Linked DNA regions of Mus musculus: region 1 is linked to region 2. A link is a loop called in an ENCODE intact Hi-C map of the cell type or tissue named here. Cell type or tissue: left cerebral cortex. All regions are shown on one strand. Each heading gives the region's core, and the rest is flanking DNA. Links, peaks and the distances in the headings are about the cores only.

Region 1 (9,667 bases), core at 3,898-6,397, 170 kb before region 2:
ATTACACGGAAGTAAACTACAAGAGTCCATGACCTGGAATAATTTTTAAATTGCTAAAATCGCACACTCTAATGCTAGTATGTGAAGAAAAGTCCCTTGATAGAGCAGGCTAGCCAATCTCTTTGCCTCTCAGTCTTAAGCTACACTGGACTCTTCCAGTATATACATGCACACACATACATACACATACCTAATTTGGAAATTATATTCTGTGATGACATTATTTCTATGATTTTCAATTGCATTTAGAAGTTTATTTAATTTTCTTTTTTTTTAAATTTTTTATTAGGTATTTTCCTCGTTTACATTTTCTTTTATTTATTTTTTTTAAATTTTATTTATTATTATATGTAAGTACACTGTAGCTGTCTTCAGACACTCCAGAAGAGGGCGTCAGATCTCGTTACGGATGGTTGTGAGCCACCATGTGGTTGCTGGGATTTGAACTCCGGACCTTCGGAAGAGCAGTCAGGTGCTCTTACCCACTGAGCCATCTCACCAGCCCTATTTAATTTTCATATAATATGTTTTTATCATGTTTCCTCCTCCAGTCCCTTCCAGGTGCTGCCCACTTCCCTACCCATCCAACTGTGTTCTCTTTTTCTTCTCTCTCTCAAAAAAAAAAATCCCCAAAACAAACAAACAAAAAAAAAACATTAAGACAAAAAGACATGCCAAAACAAAACAAAATGAAACATAAACGCCCAACAGAACAAACAAACAGAGTTCGGGTTTTGTTAGCCAAGACTCTTGGGCGCAGGACCTGATGACATTCTTTTCTTTTCTCTTTTTTTTAGATTTGTTTATTTTATATATGTGAGTACACTGTTGCTCTTGCTGTCTTCAAACACACCAGAAAAGGGCATCAGAATCCATTACAAATGGTTGTGAGCCACCATGTGATTGCTGGGAAATGAACTCAGGACCTTTGGAAGAACGAACAGTCAGTGCTTTTAACCACTGAGCCATCTCTCTAGCCCCCTGATGTCATTCTTTTTTGTTTGTTTGTTTTTGTTTTTCTTGTTTTTTGTTGGTTATTTTTTTATTTATTTGCATTTCAAATGTTATCCCCATTCCCAGTTTCCCCTCCACAAGTCCCCTATCCCCTCCTCCCTCCCCCTGCCTCTATGAGGGTGCTCCTTCCTCTACCAAACCCCCACTCCTGCCTCGCTGGCCTAACATTCCCCTATCCTGGATCATCAAGCCTCCACTGGACCAAAGGGCTCCCCTCCCAGTGATGTCAGATAAGGCCATCTTCTGCTACATATCCAGCTGAAGCCATGGGTATCCCCTGTGTATTCTTTGGTTGGTGGTTTAGTCCCTGGGAGCTCTGGGGAGTCTTCTTGGTTGATATTGTTCTTCCTATGGGGTTGCAAACCCCTTCAGCTCCTACAGTCCTTGGTCTAATTTCCCCATTGGGGTTCCTGTGCTCAGTCCAGTGTCTGACTGTGTACATCCGCATCTGTATTGCTCAAGAATTGGCAGAGCTCTCAGGAGACAGCTGTATCAGGCTCCTGTCAGTAAGTACCTCCTGGCATCCACAATAGTGTGTGTGTTTGGGTCTGCATGTGGGATGGATCCCCAGCTGGGGCAGTCTCAGAATGGCCTTTTCTGCAGTCTCTGCTCCACTCTTTGTCCCGGTATTTCCATGTGTGGTCTTGTTTTAGGATGAAATTATATATATGTATATATATATATGTGTGTGTGTGTGTGTGTATATGTATATATATTCCATTTGGTCCATGATCTGTCCATTAATGAGAGTGGGGTGTTGAAGTCTCTCACTATTATTGTGGGAGGTGCAATGTGTGCTTTGAGCTTTAGTAAAGTTTCTTTTATGAATGTGGGTGCCCTTGCATTTGGAGCATAGATGTTCAGAATTGAGAATTCTTCTTGGCAGATTTTTCCTTTGATGAGTATAAAGTGTCCTTCCTTATCCTTTTTGTTAACTTTTGGTTGAAAGTCTATTTTAATAGATATTAGAATGGCTACTTCAACTTGTTTCTTGGGACCATTTGCTTAGAAAATTGTTTTCCAGCCTTTTACTCTGAGGTAGTGTCTGTTTTTGACACTGAGGTGCGTTTCCTGTATGCAGCAAAATGTTGGGTCCTGTTTATGTATCCAGTCTGTAGCCTATGCCTTTTTATTGGGGAATTGAGTCCATTGATGTTAAGAGATATTAAGGAATAATGATTGTTGCTTCCTTTTATTTTTGATGTTATTTTTATGTTTTGTGGTTATCTTCTTTTGGGTTTGTTGAAAGAAGATACTTTCTAGCTTTTTCTAGGGTATAATTTCCCTCCTTGTATTATCCTTTGAAAGACTGGATTTGTGGAAAGATATTGTGTAAATTTTTTTGTCATGGAATATTTTGGTTTCTCTGTCTTTGGTAATTAAGAGTTTTGCTGGGTATAGTAGCCTGGGCTGGCATTTATGTTCTTGTAGGGTCTATATGACATCTGCCCAGGATCTTCTGGCTTTCATAGTCTCTGGTGAGAAGTCTGGTGTAATTCTGATAGGTCTGCCTTTATATGTTACTTGACATTTTCCCCTTACTGCTTTTAATATTCTTTCTTTGTTTTGTGCATTTTGTGTTTTGATTATTAAGTGACAGGAGGAATTTCTTTTCTGTAGAACCCTGTAGGAGTTCTGTAGGCTTCTCGTATGTTTATGGGCATCTCTTTCTTTAGGTTAGGGAAGTTTTCTTCTATAATTTTGTTGATGATATTTACTGGCCCTTTAAGTTGAAAATCTTCACTCTCTTCTATATCTATTATCCTTAGGTTTGGTCATCTCATTGTGTTCTGGATTTCCTGGATGTTTTGGGTTAGGAGCTTTTTGAATTTTGCATTTTCTTTGACTGTTGTGTCAATGTTTTCTATGGTATCTTCTGCACCTGAGATTCTCTCTTCTATCTCTTGTATTCTGTTGGTGATGCTTGCATCTATGACTCCTGGTCTCTTTCCTAAGTTTTCTATCTCCAGTGTTGTCTTCCTTTGTGATCTCTTGATTGATTCTATTTCCATTTTTAGATCCTGGATGGTTTTGTTCAGTTCCTTCACCTGTTTGGTTGTATTTTCCTATAATTCTTTAAGGGATTTTTGTGTTTCCTCTTTAAGGGCTTCTGTTTACCTGTGTTCTCCTGTTTTTCTTTAAGGGAATTATTTATTTTCTTCTTAAACTCCTCTATCATCACCATGAGATGTGATTTTTTAAATCAGTCTGCTTTTCTGGTGTGTTGAAGGTAACCAGGGCTCACTATGGTGGGAGAACTGGGTTCTGATGACACCAAGTAGTTTTGGTTTCTGTTGTTTATGTTCCTGTGCTTACCTTTCCTTTTGCCATCTGGTTATCTGGTGTTAGCTGGTCTTGCTGTCTCTGACTTTGGCTTGTCCCTCCTGCAAGCCTGTGTGTTAGTACTCCCGAGAGACCAGTTCTCTCCCGGACGAATGGATCCCATTACACATGGAATGCTGGGAATTGAACTCAAAACTTCTGGAAGAGCAGTCAGTGCTCTTAATCACTGAGCTAACTCTCCAGCCCACCCTGATGACATTCTTAAGGCAAGGGTATTTAGCAAGAGTTGTAGCCGCCTGCGGCTACATGAACTGGGTTCCCCTGAAAGGGGGGCTGGGGTTGAAAGCGATCAGACGGCAGAAAAGAATGAGGCCAAGACAAACCTTTTTGTTCAAAGTCTCTGAAGTTTACTTAGAGTCCGTGCTTATAAAGAGGGTAGGCCCATTCCCCCCACTCCCCCCCCCACCACCCCCCACCCCACCCTCCCGCCAGCCCATTCTTGGTACCCAGAGCCAGCCCGTAGGAGATCTACAGGGTGTATCTCCGGAATGTCTCAAGGACCTTTCAGCAGGAAGCAGAGTCTTGGAGAAGAGCAAACAGAGCCACCAAGGTCAGAAGGCTATACCCTAGGTAATCTCCTTCTTAGTGGTATCAAGGTCAAAGTTTGGATCAGCCTGCTTCAAGGCTGAGGGAGGCTACAAAGAGTCTTTCTGTAATTTTTTTGGTGACATCACAGGTCTGTCACAGTGATAAGCAGTCAAGTCTGTTCTCAAACCAGCCTGAGAGACTTCAGTAAGACCGGAGCCTGGACAAACGTAGTTCTCAAGAGCCATACAGCCCAGAGAAAGGTGTTACTTTTCTAAGTCACAGCTTCTTAAAAGGGGGTATTGAGCCTCCATCAAGTTGTAAGGATTAATCAAAATAATAAATAAATAGATATGTGTACTGTTGGGGGCACTAATAGGCATGTACAAGAGTTTGTGAGCAACAGTTGTAGAAGAAAGGAAAACGCAAAAGGGGTTGGCTAAATTTTCCCTGCTAAAATCATAAGACTTTGGACAAGTCTCTTTGGCTTTTGTTTTGTTTGAGTTTTTTAGACAAAAGGCCGAGAAATGATTTGTTTGAGTTTTTTGAGACAGGGTTTCTCTGTGTAGCCCTGGGTTTCCTGGGGTTCCCTTTGTCAACCAATCTGGCCTCAAATAGAGAGATCTACCTCTGTCAGCCTCCCGAGTGCTGAGAGTAAAGACCACTCTCCCAGTCTTTGGACAAGTCTCTTATTCTTAGTTCTCTTGTCTACAAAACACATCTGCATAGGGCTGTCAGGAGGAGTCTGTGCCATTACACTCAATGAGCACCTGTTACAGAGTGTGGCCAGTAATGGTGTATTCAAGAATTATTACAGAAAAGGACTGAGCATGACTGCACTCCAGAAGATCCAACAAGCAGCTGAAAGAGTCAGATGCAGATATTTGCTCCCAACCAATGGACAGAAGCAGCTGACCCCTGTGGTTGAATTAGGGAAAGGCTGAAAGAAGCTGAGGAAGAGGGTAACCCTGTAGGAGGATGAGCAGTCTCAATTAATCTGGACTCCGAGATCTCTCAAACACTGGACCACCAACCAGGCAGCATCCACCAGCTGATAGGAGGCCCCTAACACATATACAGCAGAGGACTGCCGGGTCTGTGTTCAATCAGAGATGAACCCTCAAGAGACTGGAGGCCCCAGGGACTTTAGAGGTCAGGTGGGGTGGGGACATCCACGTGGAGACAGGGGTGTGTGGAGGAGCTATGGGATGTGGAATAGTTGGAGGGTAGACAGGGAGGGATAAAATCTGGAGTGTAAATAAATAAATAAATAAATAAGAACTATTACCTTAGTTCTTGAAGTTTAATGTCAAGGCCTAATTGGGCTTGTTGGTGTTGGCAGCTGTGATCTCCTGATTGGACCACAAGAGGGAGGTAGATGCACAAAAGTGGACGTCTTTAACAGGACTCTGGATAGAAGGGATAAAAAGATGTAGCCTTCTCTCTGGATTTTGTCAGAAGAGCCCTAAGCTTCTTTTTAACCACTATTCATGTACTTCTATCATGGAAGCTTTTAGCTGGTGGTGGTCATGGCGGGTGTTGTTTTTATTGTTAAAATCCTGTTATCGAGGGAGATGGAAACAATGTCTACCCCTCTTCCCAAGGTCCCAACTTAGACGGAGCAAATGGAGATATGATTCCACCAAAGACTCATAGTTCACTGTGGGCAATCAATAGACTTACAGAGCATAGGTGAGGGGCTACGTCCCAGAGTGGGCGGTGCTCCTCCACCAAAGGCCAGGCTGGAAAGTCTTTACCCAGCAGGGATGGTGACTTTCCCACAGCTGCATAGAGGGAAGTTCCAGTCTTTCTTGGTGCATATACTCAAGCCCCTCCCCAAAGTGACAAGCAATTAGGACAAGCGAGGCGTACAACAGGTGGTAAGAAGTGTCTGGAAATTCAGGTGCCCCTCCTTGCCCCTCCAAGAGGAGATATAAACGGTTAACAAGCCCTGCTGGGATGATCTACTGCAAGTGGATACAGCTGATCTTCCAAAGATGGCAGTTATTTGGCTCAGAGGATAAGCATATGAAACAGTTGTTTTCAAAAGGAGGCTAGATCAAAGAACATTCAATGGATAGCCTTTAATGTTGTGAATTTCACTTCCACTTGGAGTTCCTCTATCACCTGATACATAGACTATGACTACATTATACCATTAATACACTCGCTTTCCCCCATTCCTCATTCCAGAAGTCAGTGGCAGTTTTTGTCTACACTCTGCTCATAGGATTGATTTCTTCTCCTTCTTTTTTTGTGGGGGGGGGGGTTGGTTTTTGGGAGTTTTGGGGTTTTTGTTTGTTTGTTTATTTTGTTTTTTTTTTTTTCGAGACAGGGTTTCTCTGTGTAGCCCTGGCTGTACTGGACCTCACTCTATAGACCAGGCTGGCCTCAAACTCAGAAATTTGCCTGCCCCATCACTTAATGGCCTGTGGACTGAGGTTTTCCATGGAAATTGCGAGGAGTGGGCTAGTTTCTTTTACAGAGCCAGGGATCAAAGGAATCCAGTTCACTATTTATATGCTTGTTTGTAAACTTAGTAAAGAGCAGTCACTCTGTTTTATAGCTTATGCTCCACTTGCTTCTTTGCAGCTTGAAGAGTCGTCAGATGGGTGTTCTTGAGCTGTCTGCTGGCGCCTTCTTTTTTCAGTAGCCACCCTTCTTGGTGGGAAGACTCAAGAGGTCTGGGTGCCTTGCCTAACTGTACTAAAGCATGGCCTTCATCCACTGTGTAGCCAGATATGACCCATGGAGTGACTACTTCACCTTGTGTGTTTAGAAGTTGTGTTCACTGGTTTTAAAAAAAAAAAAAAAAGAGGATTTCTTTACTTTTCAAGAAAGCCTCCTATTTCATGTGTCTAGCTCCTCTTGTATGTTTAGAACTAAATCCTGTGCTCATGGGTTATCCAAGGAGGCCAGACTCGGGGCCGACAGCTCAGAAATGGAAGAACACTAGAGGGTAGAAGTTAAGTTCCCTTATTGGGTGGACTGTACCAGGTGACTTTAAGTCACCTTATCTCTCTGGATTTCAGTTCCTTCATCTATACAGAGGGACCAATAATGCTTTCTCCATGGAGTTGACGTAAGAATTCAATAAGATTGCTTAATAGGTGCCTGTGCCTGGCACAGAGTAGATGGTTAATAAATAAATATGCTTCATAAATATTAATTATAAATCCACCTAGAGGGGCATGGGAGTACTTGTTAGAGTTTAGGAATGTTGGTGCCAATTTGCCATCCTCTATAGTCTGTAACAATATACTGTAACAATATCAAGTAAAGAGTCTTAAGGAATTATTGGTAATTCCAGTATAATATTGAATATTGATCTACCCTGAAAGCAAACCAACCTTCTCGCCATTGGGTATTTACATGATTTCTGTTATCTTTATGGTATATCTTAAACTCTGATACTGGATTTATTGGTTCTTCTTTTCCCCTGGCAGCATAAGAATCATTATTCTTAGTTACTACCTGATATAGCACACACTAAGCTTAATATTTGTTGAATGACTAAGTGACTCATCATTCCTACGAAATTAGGTGTAGTAGCATGTATTTGTAATCCTAGAACTCAGGAGGTAAAAACAGGAGGATCAGAAGTTCAAGGTCAACTAAAGCTATAGGAAATCTTGTTCCATAGATAATTGATTGATAGATAGATAGATAGATAGATAGATAGATAGATAGATAGACAGATATTCTTAGGAAATTATGCCCTGAGATTTGTGTCAATCTATCCTGATAAACTTACATTAGAAAATTACTCTGCTGAGTGAGTGGGGTGGTGCACACCCTTAATCTGAGCACTCAGGAGGCAGAGGTAGGCAGATCTCTGAGTTCGAGGCCAGCCTGGTCTATAGAGCAAATTCCAGAACAACCAGGACTATATGGAGAAACTATGTCTCAAAACAAACAAACAAACAAGTTACTCTGCTGTTTTGATCACCATTCTTATTTATTCACAAAGCCTAATGTGTACTATGTGTTTAGCAAATATCTTTGAACCACTAGATGAACACACCCACAGTAATATTGACAACCTTATACAGTAGAGGAGGCTATGGAGTCAAAAATGCTGAGGTCAAATCCTGGCTTTAGTGCCATGAGACTAACATTCTCCACAAATCTAAATTTGTTCTTGTGTAAACTAAGGGCAACCTAATCTTTCTCGTGCATGTATTGTGAGAACTAAATATGATAACACTGCCTAGCTCACAGTGAGCGCTTGGCAAGTGTTATATCTCCATAGTGCTGAGAATGTGGACAGTACCTCGCACTCATTAGATCTTTTTTTTAAAGTGTGTGAGAGGTTGTCTAGTGCTCACATTTACCCAACACAAGCCAAGGAATAGGTCTTCAGCTTTAGAAGGCATAAGAAACTATTGGGAAGATAGTTTACCATAAATGTAGCTTTGGAAGGCCATGTTCTGAGGAATGTCAATGATTACTTGACATTGCAATCCTGTCTTTGCTTTTGGGAAGGAAGGGGCCTTTCCCTATTTCCCTAGAACTGGTCCAACAGCCCAATTTCCTGTGCTCATCATCTGATCTGGGTCATTGTCTAAACCATTCAGAAGTTCCCTCCGGGATCAATGCCCCAGATTAGCATTCCGATCCTCACTCTCAGCCTGCTTGTCACCTCAGCCTGAAATGCTTCTTATTCTCCCTATTCACTTCTTCCCATCCACCAACGCTTAAGCTCAAGTCTATGTTCACAAGCATCTCTTTAGAAATTCTCTTAGCTTTTGAAGTGATATCTCTTCCTTGGGCTCTGAGGAAAGCAGTTCTCTCAGCACTGCTTCCCAAAAGGAATGATGTTCATGAAAAACAGGGTCTTTAACAAGCTGATGTCATCTTAGTAACCCCGAGGGCTGAGGTCACTAATGTCCTGATTCTGATTCCTGATGCTACGGTTGTGAGCGTCTGGTGTTTGTGACACTGAGACTTTATGTGGTTTGGGCACTATAAATGTATAGCAGTGACAGGGGTCTTATTTGGGGTGTTGAGGGAGGGAGGTGTGTTTCCAATTCTTCTCTCTCTCAATCTCTCTCTCTCTTTTTTGTTTTGTTTTGTTTTTGTTTTTTTTGAGACAGGGTTTCTCTGTATAGCCCTGGCTGTCCTGGAACTCACTTTGTAGACCAGGCTGGCCTCGAACTTAGAAATCGACCTGCCTCTGCCTCCCGAGTGCTAGGATTAAAGGCGTGCGCCACCACTGCCTGGCAATTCTTCTCTTCTTGAAGGGCTTCATTCAGTCAAGAAACACAGTTTGAACAGAGACTTATTCAGCACAGTAGCAGATATCTGTTTAGGAGAGAAGCATAAGCTTAGTCTGTAATGCTAGGCAAACCAAGCACGAAGAGGCCTGAAGTGGGCTGCCCCACAGAGAGAAGCATCAGGGTGGCTACTGCATTGTGGATTTTAAAGTGATTATATAAATATTTATGAGGTGGGTAGCATATTCATGTGGTAGGTAGGTGATGCTTATTCTGTCCCAAATTGTGGTGGACCAGTTTTTCCTTTTAGGTATTTTCCACCATGATTCCTACCAAGGGGGTGTGGCTGTCAAAACCATAACGAAAGTGATAGAATAATGAACTTAGGTCTTTTGAGGATTCAGACCCACCGATAGAGTACTCGTGGTGTCTTGGCTTCTGTGAGAAGAACCTAACGATCTTCAAGGATATGTAACAACAAAGGGACATTTCTGTTAGCAGATGTGTCAGCAGGATGTAATTACAGTTTGCCTTGGTTACCTCCTATCTTCCTTTACCCCCACCTATTT
Region 2 (9,667 bases), core at 2,974-5,473:
TGGAGCTGTTTTTTGATCCCAGCTGCTAACATTGAATTTTATCCCAGTTGGTTCCTGCCAGTTCTTCCATGTTTGCATTCCTCTGTTTTGTGTAAGAATCCAGTAACATCTTTGTACCTTGCCGGTGTGTCACCCAACTTCCCTATTTTCTTCTGTATAAAAAGGTAGATGCTCGATTTGACAAATTACATTCAGATCCACACTCCCTTGTGTCAAGTCTGTCAATTCCCACCGACTCCTTGCCCACCTGTGACGGGAGAACCGTTCCACACAGACAAGGGACCAAGAGGGTCTGCGGCACCTTAGTAATTATTAATGCTCATTGCGTTGTGAAGCCCTGAATGGGCAACATGTTAGTTACTAAATGAAGTAATCAGCCCTCATGTTGAAACAAAAGTTTATAAACAGAGAAGGTAGAAAGCAGAAGCCACAAAACAGAGAAAAGGACAAATAAAGGAGAAAAGTTTATTGGTAGCTGCAAAACCAGGTAGAGTAGACAGCGGTAGTGTGTTACCACCACTGGGGAGCAGAGAGTGTCCACTGCGTCCAACTGTTAATCAGACATGGCTCTTTTTCTTTCTTCCTTTCTCTCCTCTCTCCTCTTTCTTCTCTCTCTCTCTCTCTCTCTCTCTCTCTCTCTCTCTCTCTCTCTCTCTCTCTCTCTCTGCCTCTCTTTCTCCTCTGCTCCCCCTCCCCTCTTAGACAGTCTCTCTATTTTGTAGCCCTGGCTGTCCTGAACTCACTACGTAGATTAGACTGGTTTTGAACTCCCTAAGATCAGTCTGCCTCTGCCTCCAGAGTACTAGGATTAAAGGCATGCATCACCATGCTTAGCTTGAACCTTCTTGAAAAATAGACACTGAGCTGGGTGGTAGTGGTGCATGCCTTTAATCCCAGCACTTGGGAGGCAGAGGCAGGAGGATCTCTGTGAGTTCCATGCCAGCCAGGGCTTGTGAGACCCTGTCTCAAAAAATCACACACACACACACACACACACACACACACACACACACACACACACAAAGGGTTGGCACTTTCACTTTGTAGCTTTGTAAACTAAGTCTCTGAGAGGAGAATTAACCTGGCAAAAATCACATCATATGATAGGTAGGACTTTAACCCTTTTCTAGAGCTTTTTTTTCTTTCTATTCTCCTTTCCATATAATCCTGACTTTAGTCTTTTAAAACATCTTGTTGCTAAGTGAAGGTGAAATAAACATACACACAGAGAAAATTTGATGGGTGAAACATGATAGGGACCTCTGGCTTGATAGTTATGGACATATGCATGTAGGACCTTTCCCCTACATTTTTACAGGCTATATGTAAGCAGGACTGTCTCTCTGTGTTAGTCAGACTTTTGTTGCTATACCAAAATACCTGAGCAAAACCAGCAAGGAGAGGTTTGTTTTGGCTCCTACAGTTTTCATGCCATTCTGGTGGGGAAAGGATGGTGAACAAGCAGCTTACTTTATGGTGGCCACAGAAGCAGATGTCGAGGGAGGGAGAGGAGGGAGATGGTGTTGCACTACCAGGCCTTTCTCCTTTATCCCTTCCCCATATGGGTCTCAATTTATATTTGGATGGTATCATTTACATTCAAGATAAATCTCACACACACACCCTTAGTTAATCCTCTCAAAAACACCTTTACAGACACCCAGAGGGGTGCTTTACTAATCGCCTAGGTGCTTTTCAGACAGGTCAAGTTGACAAGACAAGTCATCATGGCCAAGGGAAATGGCTCAGCAGCAAGAAAAGGAGCTTGCCACTAACCCTGATGACCTGAGTTGGGTTCCTGGGATTGTATTGTAGAAATAAAGACTAGAGAACTGATTCCCACAAGTTTTCCTTTGAGTTCCACACCATACAACAAATAACCTAAATGTAATTTAAAAGGGTTAGCTATCCCATCTCCAATTAGTCTACTACCAAGTTAGGACCTGACCTCAACTAATGTATTTTTGTGGAATGACTCTCTTAACAATACATCAAGTTTTTGTCACTATGTAGAGACACCAGCATGACATGGAATCCCATTGATTGTCTAACCTGAGCTGAGCCTCATCAATGACCAAGCTCTCCAAAGTACCTTTTCTCTACCTGCCTTATGTGTACCTAATTTCTGTTTCTTCTGTCTGAAGTGCTCATTTCCTTACCTGATTATCCAAAGACTATGCAGAACTCAACTCAAATTGTCAGCACCTTTGTGGTCTTTGGTTGGGAGCTGGTTTTTTGTTTTGTTTTGTAACAATGTAACTTTGGTTAACCTATGACTGACTATGTAAACCAAGCTATCCTGGAATTTACAGAGATCCACTTGCCTCTGCCTCCCATGTGCCAGGATTAAAGGCATGGATCGCCAGGCACAGCTGCATTTTTTTAAAAATTAGTTTTACTTACATTTATTTATGTTTATTTTGCCTGCATGTATGTTTATGCAACATGTTAATGGCATGCCCATGGAGGCCAAAAGAGAGTATTGGATCTCTTGGAACTGTAATTGCATACAGTTGTTAGCCACTATGAGATTTTAAACCCAGGGCCACTGCTCTTAACATATGAGTCATTTCTCTAGCCTCTCTCCTTTCACAATTATTTTTATAAATTTATGTATGTGTCTCATGCACATCTGTGTGTGAGACACACACACACACACACACACAGAGAGAGAGAGAGAGAGAGAGAGAGAGAGAGAGAGAGAGAGAGAGAGAGAGAGAACACATGCATATGGTACCCATATAGGTCAGAAGAGGCTATCAGGTCCCCTGGAGTTAGAGTTAATCTGATTATGAGTTGTCTTCCATGGGTGCTGGGAACCAAATTCAGGTTGTCTGGAAGAGCAGCAAATATAGAGCCATCTCTCAAGCCTCAGTTAAAAGAATTTTATTTTATTTTTTTTGTGCATAGTATATTTGTGTAAAAGTAAGTAGATATGCATTTGGGTGGTCACAGAGACCAGAAGAGGATATTGGATCTCCTGGAACTGGAGTTATTTGCAGTTGTGGACTATCTGACATAGGTGCTCAGGACCAAATCTGAGTCCTCTGCAGGAATAGCAAAAACGCTTAACCAGTGAGCCAGGTCTCTAGCCCTCCCTTTGTATCCTTAGAACACTGTGTCCATAAGTCTAGTTGATCAAACAATAATGACTACATTGCTTATTTACACACACACACACACACACACACACACACACACACACACACACACACTCATGAATGTTCATACTACTCTTTAAGGAAGGTACCATTAGCCCCTCTGTATAAAGAGATTAACTCAAAAATGTCAAAGGGCTTACCTAGTCTCAAGGCTAGTTAATCTGTGGGTCAACTTTTCAAGCACAGATCTGTATAAATCCAAGTCATTGTAAATTTCTGGGAATGTGTACCTATAAAAATTAAAATTTTTACCGGGCGATAGTAGCACATGCTTCTAGTCCCAGTACTCAGGAGAATCTCAACATTTGGGAGGCAGAAGCAGACCAATCTCTGAGTTGGAGGCCAGCATGGCAAAAAAAGCAAGTTCCAGGACGACTGCACAGAAGAAACCCTGTCTCACAACAAAACAAAACAAAAAGCCCAACAAAACAAAACTCAACTTTTTGAGTGTGTATATTCATTGTGAGACTGTGCTATGGAAGGATAGTCTCATACACATACATTTTATACTTTGAGCCTATGTTCTCTGTGCCCTTTGGTTTCCCCTTTCTCAGTCTATAACTGTTTTTTCTGTCTTCTCAGAGGCTGAGACTACTAATTGTGCTATCTGTTTGTAAACAACAAGTGTTTCCCTGCTGAAAGAAACTGCTGGCATGCAGAATGCTGGTCCTATTTCCATGTTTTCACTTGAGCATCCCTCATGCGCAAGCTCCTACTTTCTATTTAAATTCTCCCCAGCCCTTCAGAAGGCCTCCACTGAGCCCTCCCTCTTCAGCCCACACAGAGCTTTCTTCCTTGTCTGACTAACACAAGCCCATGCACTCTAGCCATGGACTACATTTCTCACTACGTCAGCCTTGTATTGATTTACTCCTGACTAACTTGTCAGGACCAGAGCAGGTCTTCCCTTGGAGACATCCCACAGCATGTCACAGGTCTGATCACATGGCTTGTGGAGTGGAAGGTTGCTTTCATCAGCCACACTAACGTTGGTTGGAAGGTTCCATTAGATTCCACATGATTCTAAAAGTGGCAGTACAACTACTCTCTCTAGGAATCTCCTCTCACTGAATAGAAAGCGTTTCTTTTTTTCATTTCTTTCCTTCCTTCCTTCCTTCCTTCCTTCCTTCCTTCCTTCCTTCCTTCCTTCCTTCCTTCCTTCCTTCCTTCCTTCCTTCTCTCCTTCCCTCCCTCCCTCCTTCCTTCCTTTGTGCAGAAACACAAATCCACCTACTAGCTCATGATGAAGATTGAAGCCTGAGAAGAAAATTAGCCACTCCAATTTCTTTTTCTTTTCCTTTTTCTGTTTTTTTTTTCCCCCCATTGGAGCTCTGGCTGTCCTGGAACTCACTCTGTAGATCAGGCTGGCCTCAAACTCAGAAATCTGCCTGCCTCTGCCTCCCAAGTGCTGGAACCAAAGGCATGTGCCACCGCTGCTCTGCTCAACTGGAACTCTTGATTATTCTACTGGAATGCAACACTAAATTCTAATGTTGGATTCCCGGATCTACTCTGAGAATGCCTAATTCTATTAGCAATAGTTCATATTCTGCTACAAATCTATGCAATTTATTCAACTGAGTTGTAGATGCAATTCTAGAAACACAGTCATTTATAATTAAACTCCAGATCCTATTTTGGAAGTCTTATATTCTCCTGCTGAACAGATTTCACTAATTTTGAAATATCAAGTACAAAGATTTCATGAGTATTTTGCCTGTATGTGTGCATGTGTACTATGGGTTCGCCTGATGCATTTGAAGGTCAGGGGCAGGCACTGGATGCCTTACAACCAGAGTTACAGATGCTTGTGAGTCAGGGAACTCTAAAATCAACAAGTGCTCTTAATCACTGAGCCATCTCTCCAGTGCCCTGCCCAAAGGCTCCACTGTTAAAGCCCAAGACACTGCTTTTGGAATTACAACTTCTAGTTTGGAACACCCAGATTCTTCTTTTAAAAACACTTAGATTACATTTGTTTGAATGGAGACTGCTATACATGTGCCACAGCACTCGTGTGGTCGTCAGAGGACAAGCTGCTGGGAGTTGGCTCTTTCCTCCCCTGTGGCCACGGGGATGAAGCTCATTCTCAGGCCTGGCCGTAGACCTGAGACAATCTCACCTGTCTCCAATTCAGACTCTATAACCTAAACTTCGGGTTTTCACTTTCTAATAACTTCAGGTTCTGTTATCAAGGCTTAAGCTTCCAGCACTAGAGCTTCAGGCTCTATTCTTGGAATCATGTGACACTCTACTTCTGTAGTGTTGCACTGTAGTCTCTGTAGCCAGGATCCTATTGTTGGAATTTACATTCTACTACTGCAATCTCATATTTCATTCCTGGGATCCCGATTTCCAATCTTGAGAACCTCAATAATTCCAGGGTTAACAGTTAACACCTTACTCTCCCAGAATTCACTATTAAAATTCAAGGGTCTATTCTCAAAAGCTAAAATTCTGCTATAGGAATTAGACTTTACTCTAGGAAATATTCACTACATGACTGGAAGTAGACCTGAAGCTTCAGAGCTGAGGATAAGGTTCTAAGGCTCTTGGACTGTAATGACTTAGATTAAACTGAACTCTTCCAATTTCACAAATGAATCATGTTTTTTAGAGCCCCAGTTCTTATTACATGAGTTTTTCATTATCACCAGACATAGAGATTACATCACTAAAACCCAAGATGTTGCTACTGAGCTATCATTTGTTTTATGGTAACTCCAGGTTTTTCTTGATCAGCCCAATATTTACTAATGGAATCCAAGGATCAAGAAGTACTTATGACAGTGGTTAAAAAAGCGTGTGCTCTGGAACCAGGCTACTTACGGCTGGGTTCCGTTTCTGTACTTCTCACATGCATGACCTTCAGGAAGCCACTTAACCTCTATCTGTACCTCATCTGTAAGTTAGGGCTGACACTAGAACTCACCTGAGGTAGTAGTAACAACAGCTCGCATGAAGCGCTTCAAGTGATGTACAGCACATAGAAAGCAGTTAGTAGCGGTTAGGTGTTGGTGTAATTACTGTATTTTAATGCCCCAACCCCAGTACTTCAGACTGAACCTGCAAGGATTCCTGTTTGAGACAGTGTCTTACTAAGTTGTCCCACTTCAGAGCTGTGTGGTTCCTGGGCTTCTGAGTCCCAGGACACCTTCTCATCCAATCAGAAAGGGCAACAGCTCAAAAAAAAAAAAAAAAAAAAAGTAAAAGAATCTCAGACTTTGTTGGCATTGATGCCAGATTTGGTAGCATGCACCCATAATCCCAGCACTTGAGGCTGAGGTGGGAGGACCTCTTGAGTGCAGGAGATTTAAAATCAGCCTGGGAGACACAGTAAGATCCTGTCTCAACAAGAACCTAAAATCTGGAACTCACAGATTAGAATGGGGTGTTCCTCAGCAGAGGTGTTGTTGCAGCGTCAGGGGAGGGAATCCCCAGCTGAGCTCAGGAGCCCCAGCCCCGCTCCTTCTCTCCCCTTCTTCTCTTCATTGCTTCCTGTCTTTTTCCAGAGAGTCACACCAGTCAGCAACCTCACAAAGAGATTGTTATTAGAGTGTCCAGGGTGAGGAGGGATGCCATGAGGCTGCCTATGCTCCCAGAAGGGAGCAGACAGCAACAGGAAATTGGACAAAGTGAAGTGCTTATATAGTAGTTTTGGGGGAGTAGAGCGTTCTAGGATGGAGATTTCCAGGGTAAGGACTGATAGGATTTCAAGTCCTGAGTTTGGAGGAGCTCAGGAATTGGTGGATCTCTGTAGTTCAGGGATTGGGGTCGGTCGTTCCCCCCTCCCCCAGTCTTTTCCCTTAAAAGTAGCCATGGGAGGGTCCTGCTGAGGGGCTGGAGATGACCTTGTGACAGTTATAACAGTTAGAAAGGTCTAGGGGAGGGGCCTGGCTACTGGACCTCCTCAGGCTGGCGGCCTGGCCACTTTCATGCCTTGAGGATTTACAAAGTTTACAAAGTATACAAAGCTTACATCTGGAGTTCATGGCAGGGAAAAGCTTTCATACCATTTGAGTGTGGTGAAAATCTAACATGAGCTTTGAGACAAGGTCTCTCTACACAGCCCTGGGTTGTCCTGGAACTCTCTATGCAGGCCAGGCCGGCTTCAACTCCCAGAGATCTGCCTACCTCTTATGGGATTAAATGTGCATCTCCACACCCAGCTCCAAAGTCTGACATTCTAGTACCAAATTTCTGATCCTAAATTTGGAATTGTAGATTTTATTATTTTACTCCTTTTTTTTTTGGATTATGCAGATGTACCTCTCTCTCAATTTTATATCTCCTGTCTACTGGCTAGGAGCTTCTTGAGGATATCCCAAGAATAATGCTCTTATAAACTGCTCTCTCAAATTTCTGGAATAACCAATCTCCTGATAAATGGAACCCGTTGGCAATAACCATAGCCACAGGGAAGCAAATTGGCCCTAAAGAACTTCCTACAGTCTGTCCTTTTCTTCACTGACATGCTTGTGGCTCTTCTTCAGGCCCCTAGAAATCACATACACGCTCGCTGTGCCCATTAAGGTCAAGTGGCCTCAAGAATATATACTCAGGGGGCTGGAGAGATGGCTCAGCGGTTAAGAGCACTGGCTGCTCTCCCAGAGGTCATGAGTTCAAATCTCAGCAACCACATGGTGGCTCACAACCATCCGTAATGAGATCTGACACCCTCTTCTGGAGTGTCTGAAGACAGGCTACAGTGTACTTACATATACTAATAAATCGTTAAAAAAAAAAAGAATATATACTCTGGACTATTTACATGGGTGGGGTGGGGATGTAGCTCCTTTGTTTGAGACCTTGTCTAGCATGAATGGAATTCTGGGTTCCATTGCTGGCATCAAGATGAATTGGGTGTAGCTGCACATACCTGTAATCCCAGCGTTGGAGAGAGAAGTAGAGGAAAAGGCTCAGGAGTTCAAGGTCGTCCTTGGTTACAAAGGGAGTTTGAGGCCAGCCTTGGATACACGAGATCCTGTCTGAAAACAGCAAAAATAAACAAGAATTCATCAGTGTGCATGATGGTGCATACCTTTGCTCCCAATGCACAGGGGGCAGAGGCAGGTGATTTTCTCTGAGTCTGAGGGCAGCCTAGTGTACAGAGCGTTCTAGGCCAGCCAGGGTTACATAGTAAAACCTGCTCTTAAATAGTTGAGGCTTGTTATAGTGGCCCATGTCACCATAGTGGCCTAGTAACCAGAAGGCAAGAGGCAGGATTGCAAGCTATAAGGAGCCTGGGCTAAATGGTAAGCCACTCTTTCAAACGTTCCCACTTTCAAAAGAACACATTTAGAACTTTTAACACTAATATAAATAAAGATATTTCATATATTTCTCCCAACCTAAATATTTAAGATTAGAAGGTTTTTATGGAAATAAAGTCCCTAGTCATAGTTCACACACTTGCAAGGAATGAGCTACCTAACTGTAAAGGGACATCCAGGGCTTTTCTGTTGGACTCTTGAAATCAACTCAACTTGCCTGTTTTAAAAAGATTATGATGTTTTAAAACGTTTCCCATTTTCCTTCATTTATAAAATGTGGCCGGATGTGGTGGCACACACCTTTAATCCCAGCACTCAGGAGGCAGAGGCAGGTGGATTTCTGAGTTCCAGGCCAGCCTGGTCCACAAAGTGAGTTCCAGGACAGCCAGGGCTATACAGAGAAACCCTGTCTCGAAAAACCAAATAAGTAAGTAAGTAAGTAAGTAAGTAAGTAAGTAAGTAAATAAATAAATAAATAAATAAATAAATAGTGGCTCAGGATGCCTGTGGATAATATTGTGCAAATATCTGCTATTACCCCGCCCCCCCAGGGCTGCTGTGATCATGAATGCTCTGCCATCTGCTGGACTTGGCTTGAATTACACTGCTGTGTCCTGTGTCTCCATTAACAATCCCATTAAGGTTTTTCTTGGGAAAAGAGAGGACTCTGCTGATTGGTTTCATGGAATTATTATTATTTTTTTTTAGGAGAAAGGAATTCAGAAATTATCTAGTAACTATGAACTAAGTGGAGAGGAGCAGGGGGACATGAGAAGTCTTCATGCCCACCCTTGAGAGGGTGAGGGTTTATGCCATGTATTACAGGACCTCACTGGGCAGATGGGACCTAATGGTCTACCTGACTCTAGAGGAGGGGAGATACATTTAAGTGAGGAAATAAGAACATTTGGGACAGACCATAACCATGTGGTTCAAAGCACAGTTATGCAAGTGCCTTGAGAATGGCACATTGTTAGGTAATCAGATCTTTGCATCCAAGGAAGAGGAGGTGATGACAGTGATTAATAGCCAATTTTCACAGCTCTTTGGTGTGTGCAAAGTCCACTCAAACATCTGCCCTCAGGGAGGTCTTAGAGAACAATGTTAACAATGTGGGCTGAGCTAATTCAGGATCTAAATCTGTTGTATTTGATAACTGTTGTATTTGGCAGCTGTTTAACTTCTCTCTGTTTAATTTTTTTTTTTTCATCTTAAAAACTACTTCACTGGGCT

The links. Peaks named below come from ENCODE experiments on the same cell type or tissue, not always from the same donor. Only the 100,000 strongest peaks of a DNase experiment are listed, where the experiment ranks them.
Region 1: a loop joins it to region 2, with 2.4 times the contacts of the local background. A loop is called at or near these places in 17 of 42 quality-filtered maps.

The regions. Positions count from the first base shown.
Region 1 is chr4:108,972,245-108,981,911 of GRCm38, reverse strand. No RefSeq gene overlaps it. Among named protein-coding and RNA genes, the nearest start is that of 8030443G20Rik, 5.0 kb to the right of the region's middle. In left cerebral cortex, for the core only: a CTCF peak has its summit at 5,242 (motif pointing right); a DNase peak (open chromatin) is centred at 5,252.
Region 2 is chr4:108,797,985-108,807,651 of GRCm38, reverse strand. No RefSeq gene overlaps it. Among named protein-coding and RNA genes, the nearest start is that of Zfyve9, 22 kb to the right of the region's middle. In left cerebral cortex, for the core only: no CTCF peak of the experiment used is centred there; a DNase peak (open chromatin) is centred at 3,972.